2 separate regions of the Homo sapiens genome follow, and region 1 is linked to region 2. Evidence: chromatin contacts called from ENCODE Hi-C or POLR2A ChIA-PET data. All regions are on one chromosome and are shown on one strand. The core of a region is the stretch at or near the end of the contact, and the rest is flanking DNA. Distances in the headings are between cores, read along the strand shown.

Region 1 (3,202 bases), core at 135-2,634, 280 kb before region 2:
GTGTTGCACCCTTGATGGCAGGAACTGTCTTTAGGCTTGAGTCTAGGGCTAATTAGGTCTTCCATAGAAAAACCTTTCAAGCTTCTGCCTACCATTGTAGACCAGGCTGCCAGCAGTTTGCAATTTGAATGAGAAGAAACTGGACATCTTATCACTCTTTGTTCCCTCACTCTGTTCTTGGTATGATTTTCTCTTGTACAAGATGTCTATGGAGTCTCTCAGTGGAGGCCCTTTGTTTGACTCTGCACTAGCAATAAACTGCTAGACTTCTGGGGCTGAGAAGGACAGTCCTCCAGCTGTGTTCACGAGGATATGTGGAAATCTAACTAATTCTCAAGTGGACTGTCAATCAGTCTTCCTCATTTTAGCTAGACTTTTACCGCCATTTCTGGTCGTAGGGAGCTGAGAGTGTCCCAGATTCTGGGAGGTTTTGTTGGCTGTGTCAGGTTGCTTGTTATTTTTCTTCACAATTGGCCGGCCTCCCTCATTCGGCTTTCCAGGGTCTGCCAAATCATTTCTTCCACTTACTTTTTAACCTTTTCAGAAATCTTGTGCTTATTGACTTATCTCACATTCTGTATCTAAAGAAAAATCTATTCCATCTTACTTTATTTGAATTGGGGAGAGAGTGCAAGTCAAGGTTCATAATCAGTCTGTTTTCTTTACTCAGAAGTCATATTCTAGTTGGCCATTTAAGTTTCCCTTTCTGTCAGTTATTTATGTTTTACCAGGGCTTTGTTGGGTTTCTTGACTTATTTCCTTATCTATTCCAGAATTTAATTCCTTATTAAATTCACATTCTTATGTTAGCAACTTTGGGCCACATGATAAAGCTCTACTCTCAATGGTCTAAAATGTGAAATTAGGTGTTAATATTCTGTTCTCTAAGTATGTGTCATTGCTGTATGGGATTCCCAAAACATAAATACTACAGTGATTTAATGCCTAAAAGTTCTCATTTTGGGAAAAAAAAAACAGTCCTTGAGAGAACAGCAATTATGTAGCATATGATTTGTGATAGTTGTCTTATTGGAAGTTACAGAAACCCAGCTGTGAGAGAGGCTGAGTGTCGCCCAGTCTATTCCTTCCTTTCTTCTTCCGTGACAATAGAATTTTCATTGTGTGTGTGGCTGCTTAGAATAAAGATGACGTATTCCAGCCTCTACATGTGGCCAGCAAGTTCTAGCCAGTGAGATGTAAGCTGATGTATAGTGAGCAGCTTGTAAAGCTGCTCCACCTGTAAAGTCCCCCAGTACATTCCTTTTACTCCACATTGTCCTTCTTTCTTCAGTTCTGTTGCCTGGAATGTGGGTGTGACAGCTGGACGTCTGTCTCAGTGCTATATTGAACCATTTGGGTGTGTCCCACCCTGGGCATGGTGGAGCTATGAGCTGGAATGTACATGAGTTCTGTGAGGCTTGGGGAAGCACAGCTTCCATACCCTTGACTGCCTGACTTTGCACTTGGAATGCGAGAAATAGAAACTTCAGTAATGTCTAAGCCACTGTCCTTTTAAGTTTGCTGACACTTGCAGCCAAACCTAATCTTAAATGATACACTAACTGAAACTTGTTTAATCAAAAAAGCGTTTATGGAATGGGACACGTAAGAGGTGAAGCCGTGTTTAAGAACTGCTGCATGTGGCAATTTGACTAGTATCCTTAGTACTCTCTCTATTCACTTCTTGGTTACTTTATTTATTTTTGCCTCTGTTTGCTTTATCTTAGGCTATCAAAATGTGGCAGCAATACAGCTGCTGGTTGCCTCAAATTTCCATCATAAAGTTTTTTTTTTTTTTTATTTGAGATGGAGTCTCATTATGTCGCCCAGGCTGGAATGCAGTGGCTGGATCTCGGCTCACTGCAAGCTCTGCCTCCCGGGTTCACTCCATTCTCCTACCTCAGCCTCCCGAGTAGCTGGGACTACAAGCCCCCGCCACCACGCCTGGCTAATTTTTTTTTTTTGTATTTTTAGTAGAGACGGGGTTTCGCCGTGTTAGCCAGGATGCTCTCCATCTCCTGACCTCGTGATCTGCCTGCCTCGGCCTCCCAAAATGCTGGGATTATAGGGGTGAGCCACCGCGCCTGGCCTGGCTTTTTAAAGCAAGCACTTTTCTGATAATTTAACACTTGGCCTGGTCACCTATTTCCTAAATCAATCAAGGTGACTAAGGGGCAAATCCTCACAGCTGTTAGGCTTGGGTCATATGACCACTGCTGATGTGGAGGGGAGGGGACATCCTTACCCAAGCATGTAGACTAAGTGGCATTTCTCTGGCATAGAGGAGGACTGGTTGGAGAGGATTCTCGGAAGATAAATATACATCCAGTTGCATTATATACCATTTAGATTTCATAATGCTGTGGTTTAAAAACCAATATATATGTTAATTTCTTGATTTTTTTCCTGTTTTTCAGTAGTTCTTTCCTAAGAAAACAATGAATATTAAAGTCAATAATTTATAGGAGAATCAATGATAGTGAAGAGATAAAAAATAAAATTTAAGATATATAATTTGGTATTTTAAGTCTTATATGGTATAGTAAGGAAAATGCAAAATATTCTTTGCCTTTATAGGACACAGTAGTAATATCAAATGAAAGTATCTGTGGTTAAAAAAATCATAACATTTGTCTAAGTAATGATCATTTATGTTAGTTATAATGAAACATTCCTTCTTAGAGTGGTTGCAGTGTATTTATGCAAACTGTCACAACTACAGTTAAGAAACTAATAATCTTATATGATTCACTTCTGATTGTAATCTCTTACAGTAACTCTCTTTTTTCTAGTATCCTCTCCAAGGGTCCCACCCAGTGACATAGTTGTTCAGTCTTTTTTCTTTTCCTTTCTTCTTTTTTCCTGGATGGAAAAATTCTTTGGAAAGAACCCTCTGAAGTGAAATGGAATGCTTTCCTTTTTCAAAAAAGTGAAAAAAATGAAAGCCTATAATATTTATTTTTAAATTTATTTTAAATTTTTAAGTGGTGTAGCCTTTTAACAAACTATGTGTTTCCATAAACTTCTGAAAAATTTAACCTTGTATGGAAGGCAAGGCAGGAATTTTTAAAAATAAACTTTATTTTTTGGAGTTGTGGATTTGCAGGAAAATTGAGAAGATGGCAAAGAAAGTTCCTGTATACCTGATGCCCAGTTTCCCGTGTTGCTAATATCGTAGGTTGGTATGGGATCTTTGTTTCGA
Region 2 (3,196 bases), core at 342-2,841:
AGGTTCTTTGGTGCTTATACCCAAAGAAGAAAGAGCCGTTTTTGTATTAAGTCATCTAAAAAGTTCTCATATGCTTAGCAAGAAAGCTAAATTAAGCTCTGCACTGGGTAAAATTATAAACATGCTCTCTGCTCCAGATGAGTAAGTGTATATAAATAGAACAGTTGGTACACATGGCCCTAATGGTATAGCTTCCCTGTTTTCTATGTAATGTAAATCACCAAATGTGAGCATTTCTACCTGACAAACTGTCAGTCTCAGAAGAGCACATTCAATACATGTTACACAACAACCAAGATTGCCCTTTTGTTCAGCGTGGTGTTTTTTCTTTCCACATCCAGCAGTTAGTACTAAGGCCTGAACCCCTTAGTTACAGAACAAAGTGGCTTAGCAGTAATCGAGCCTGTGTGAGGCTAAGGGAAGAATAATGAACATTCCCTGCAAGCTTCCTGCCTAGATGCAGGTGCAAGAATCAGGAGGTCATGAATAATGCATGACATGCAGATTAGGTGGTGGTTTCTCCTACAGAGGTTTTGACGTTGCTACCTGCCTGGCTTCTATATGTGGAAAGAAGGCAGAAGATGGCAAAAAGTGTCACAGGTTAAAGACTGAGCTCAAAAAAACATGCCATATCCTTTTGAAGAAATAATATATAGGGGGTTGGTGAAGTGCAAGGCTTATGGTCTACTTTATCAGATGAAGTATGTGCCAAGTTATCAGTGTACTTATTCCCTTTGAGGACAGAAATAAAGCTTTGTTGATTTACCTTTTTAATTTAGGAAACCTTGTAATTATTTGTTCATATACACAATCAGGACTTCTTTTCCAAAGACTTTCCTAAGGAATTCTTTTCCTGAGACTGCTAAACCATTATAGAAATTCTCCATTTGCAGTATTTGATCTATGGATCAGTGAAATTTTCCTAAAAGATACAAATACCTAGACAATGTTGTAATTATGGATTAAACAGACTCTCTTTTTCTTCACTAATATATGCAATAAACAGCATCAATAAGAGAATACTTCTGTCATTAAACTTCACCCAGTGGAATTTTCATGATGAAATAGTTTCTTTGTACTCCTAGGGTTAAGGAGGGGACAATATAAAAAGTAAATGTGTAAAAGATAGAGAACAAATTAAAGAACTGTGAGTATTTGGGGCTGATTAAACTTTATTTAAATAGTTAGGATTCTGATACCCCAGTGAGGGTATAGGGAAAGTTCAGGAGAATTTCCTGCACTTCCTCTTAGGTCAGGGGGCTTTAACTGGGGAGAACTTTTTTGGCTCAAATATCCATTTTAAGGATTGTATTTCAAGCAGACAGAAAGTAAAAAAGTAAAAGAATAAAAGAGGAAAAAATTACGCTTGCTGCCTTTCGTATAATTTTTATGTACTATTATTGCGTTTTCCCCCTCTTTGTCCAATTTAGGATACTGGATTATGAACTGGCTTTCATTTCTAGCTGAGTCTGTCATTTCCACTAGGCCCCAGTTTGGCTGGACGCCGAGACCAACAGGTGATCCTTGTAGCTGCAAAACAGCAGGAAGTGGGCCGTGCTTGAATGAGACAGTTCACCAGAGGGGCTGTCTGGCCTCTCTCCATCTTTCTGCATAATTAACACCCCCTCCCCCATGCCGAGCAGAAAATCTGTGCTGAGCAGCTCAGCTGCAGCAGCCATTGAGAAGCGCTGTGAGGAAAAGAATGTTAATAAGGGATGTTGGAAGAAATAAGCCTTCCGAGTGCAAAGTGCAGTCTGGCTCTGGGTTTAGGGAAAGACTGCAGTTGGCCCTTAGGCGGGGCTGGAACTGCATTATCTGTTTTGGAATGATTTTCACTTATTAAACAACTACAGAGAACTGGGTTTCTTACAAACCTTGGTTCTAACTGGACTTTAAGACCAGTTTTATATCCCCATTTTTTTTCTTGTAAATAAGAGCAATGTATGAAGCATAAAGGGTGAAGGTAATACAAGCTAAGACTGCTTGGATCTCACAAATCCTGGCTAAAGACAGACCATAACAGGAAGCTGGCAGCCGGAAGTAGGGCGTATTGTTTTGCCGGTTAGTGACCCACAAAGAGGCGGAGGTTTACTAGCTAGGCTTTGATTAGAAGATAACAGCAGTTCCCGGAAGCTTTAAGCTGTTTCCAGTGGATAAGTCCAATCCTGGAAGCTTGGAAAGCAATATATTCTTCACTTCTCCTTTATCTGGCTAAAATTTTGAATTGACTTTACTTTCTTCAAAGTCCAGTGTAGCACATCACTTCCAGAATGTACTCCTCCTAGGAGTACCTGTTCACCCTTCCTTCCTTCCCTGTGCCTGCAGATTCTGTCACAGCACATTTGAATAACGTTGTTTGCTTCCTAGAGTTTTAAATGTGGTAGAGTGAAGGAGAGGGCACTTAGACACCTCTTTGTGCCCACCCTCATGGGAACAGGTACAAAGAGGGCTCACTGAACTCAGGCACCATACCTTAGATAACTTTTACCCACCCTTGTACCTGGCAAGGGTTAGGTATTCAGTCACTTTTGTTGGACTGAATGAATGCATCAGTCCTGCCTCTGGGAGTCTTCAGAGTGAACATTATGACAGACCTGTTGTCTTGAGAGTGGTTAAGAAGGAAAAAAGGACCACAGATTTGCAGGCGTAGGAATTTAATTGCATCATTTACTAAGAGGGGTTCAAGTTCTGGGGATTTTGTATTAAGCAATTCTAAAAGAAATTATTTATAAAACATGCCATTTTTTTAAATTTGCAATTGGGAATATGCTTTTTCAATGACTGGATTATTCTTCTCTGTCTACAGGGTACATCCGTCCCCAGTATCAAGGGTCCGGGGCAATCGAATGAATAATCAAAAGTTTCCTTGGTGAGTATACAGTCTAATATGAGTATTTGTAGGTCTTACGGGAAACTTTAATAGGGCTTATGTTAAAATTAAGAGAATTAGTCCTACTTCTCTATACAGAGTACATACCTGCTAACTGGACTATGCGGTCTTCCTTTCCTCTGGACAGTTCGAAATAAATATTGATAGAGTTCCTTTCCAGCCCAAACTCTTCATTCACCAAAAACCCTGAGTGTAACTTTTTTTTTTGACAGATATGATCTAAGTTCCCAAGATTATAAACTCTTACCTATTTTAAAGAATGTTTTCCTTTTTTTCGAAGGTACATAGACCCAGATATTTCTCAGA

The links. Hi-C counts contacts between places; a loop is a spot of excess contacts on that map. ChIA-PET counts read pairs that join two places held with the same protein, here RNA polymerase II (POLR2A). Pooled maps may share reads with other maps.
Region 1: a map of heart right ventricle shows a loop between it and region 2 (2.5-fold over the local background). The contact joins two enhancer-like sites. A Hi-C loop is called at or near these places in 2 of 168 maps with a recorded cell type or tissue (OCI-LY7 and heart right ventricle) and 7 of 50 pooled maps. POLR2A ChIA-PET finds 5 or more read pairs at or near these places in 2 of 52 experiments (CD8-positive, alpha-beta T cell and T-cell).

The regions. Positions count from the first base shown.
Region 1 is chr13:74,046,198-74,049,399 of GRCh38, reverse strand. All of the region lies in intron 1 of KLF12 (KLF transcription factor 12), which reads left to right. Among named protein-coding and RNA genes, the nearest start is that of KLF12, 87 kb to the left of the region's middle. Within about 2 kb of position 1,384, at least 3 of the 41 ENCODE cell types and tissues checked have a DNase peak (open chromatin) inside an H3K27ac peak, as active enhancers do.
Region 2 is chr13:73,764,611-73,767,806 of GRCh38, reverse strand. It overlaps KLF12 (KLF transcription factor 12), which reads left to right. Exons shown (of 8, transcript NM_001400136.1): 6 at 2,807-2,869. Among named protein-coding and RNA genes, the nearest start is that of LINC00393, 100 kb to the right of the region's middle. RefSeq lists enhancers at 1-322, 1,316-1,816. Within about 2 kb of position 1,591, at least 33 of the 41 ENCODE cell types and tissues checked have a DNase peak (open chromatin) inside an H3K27ac peak, as active enhancers do.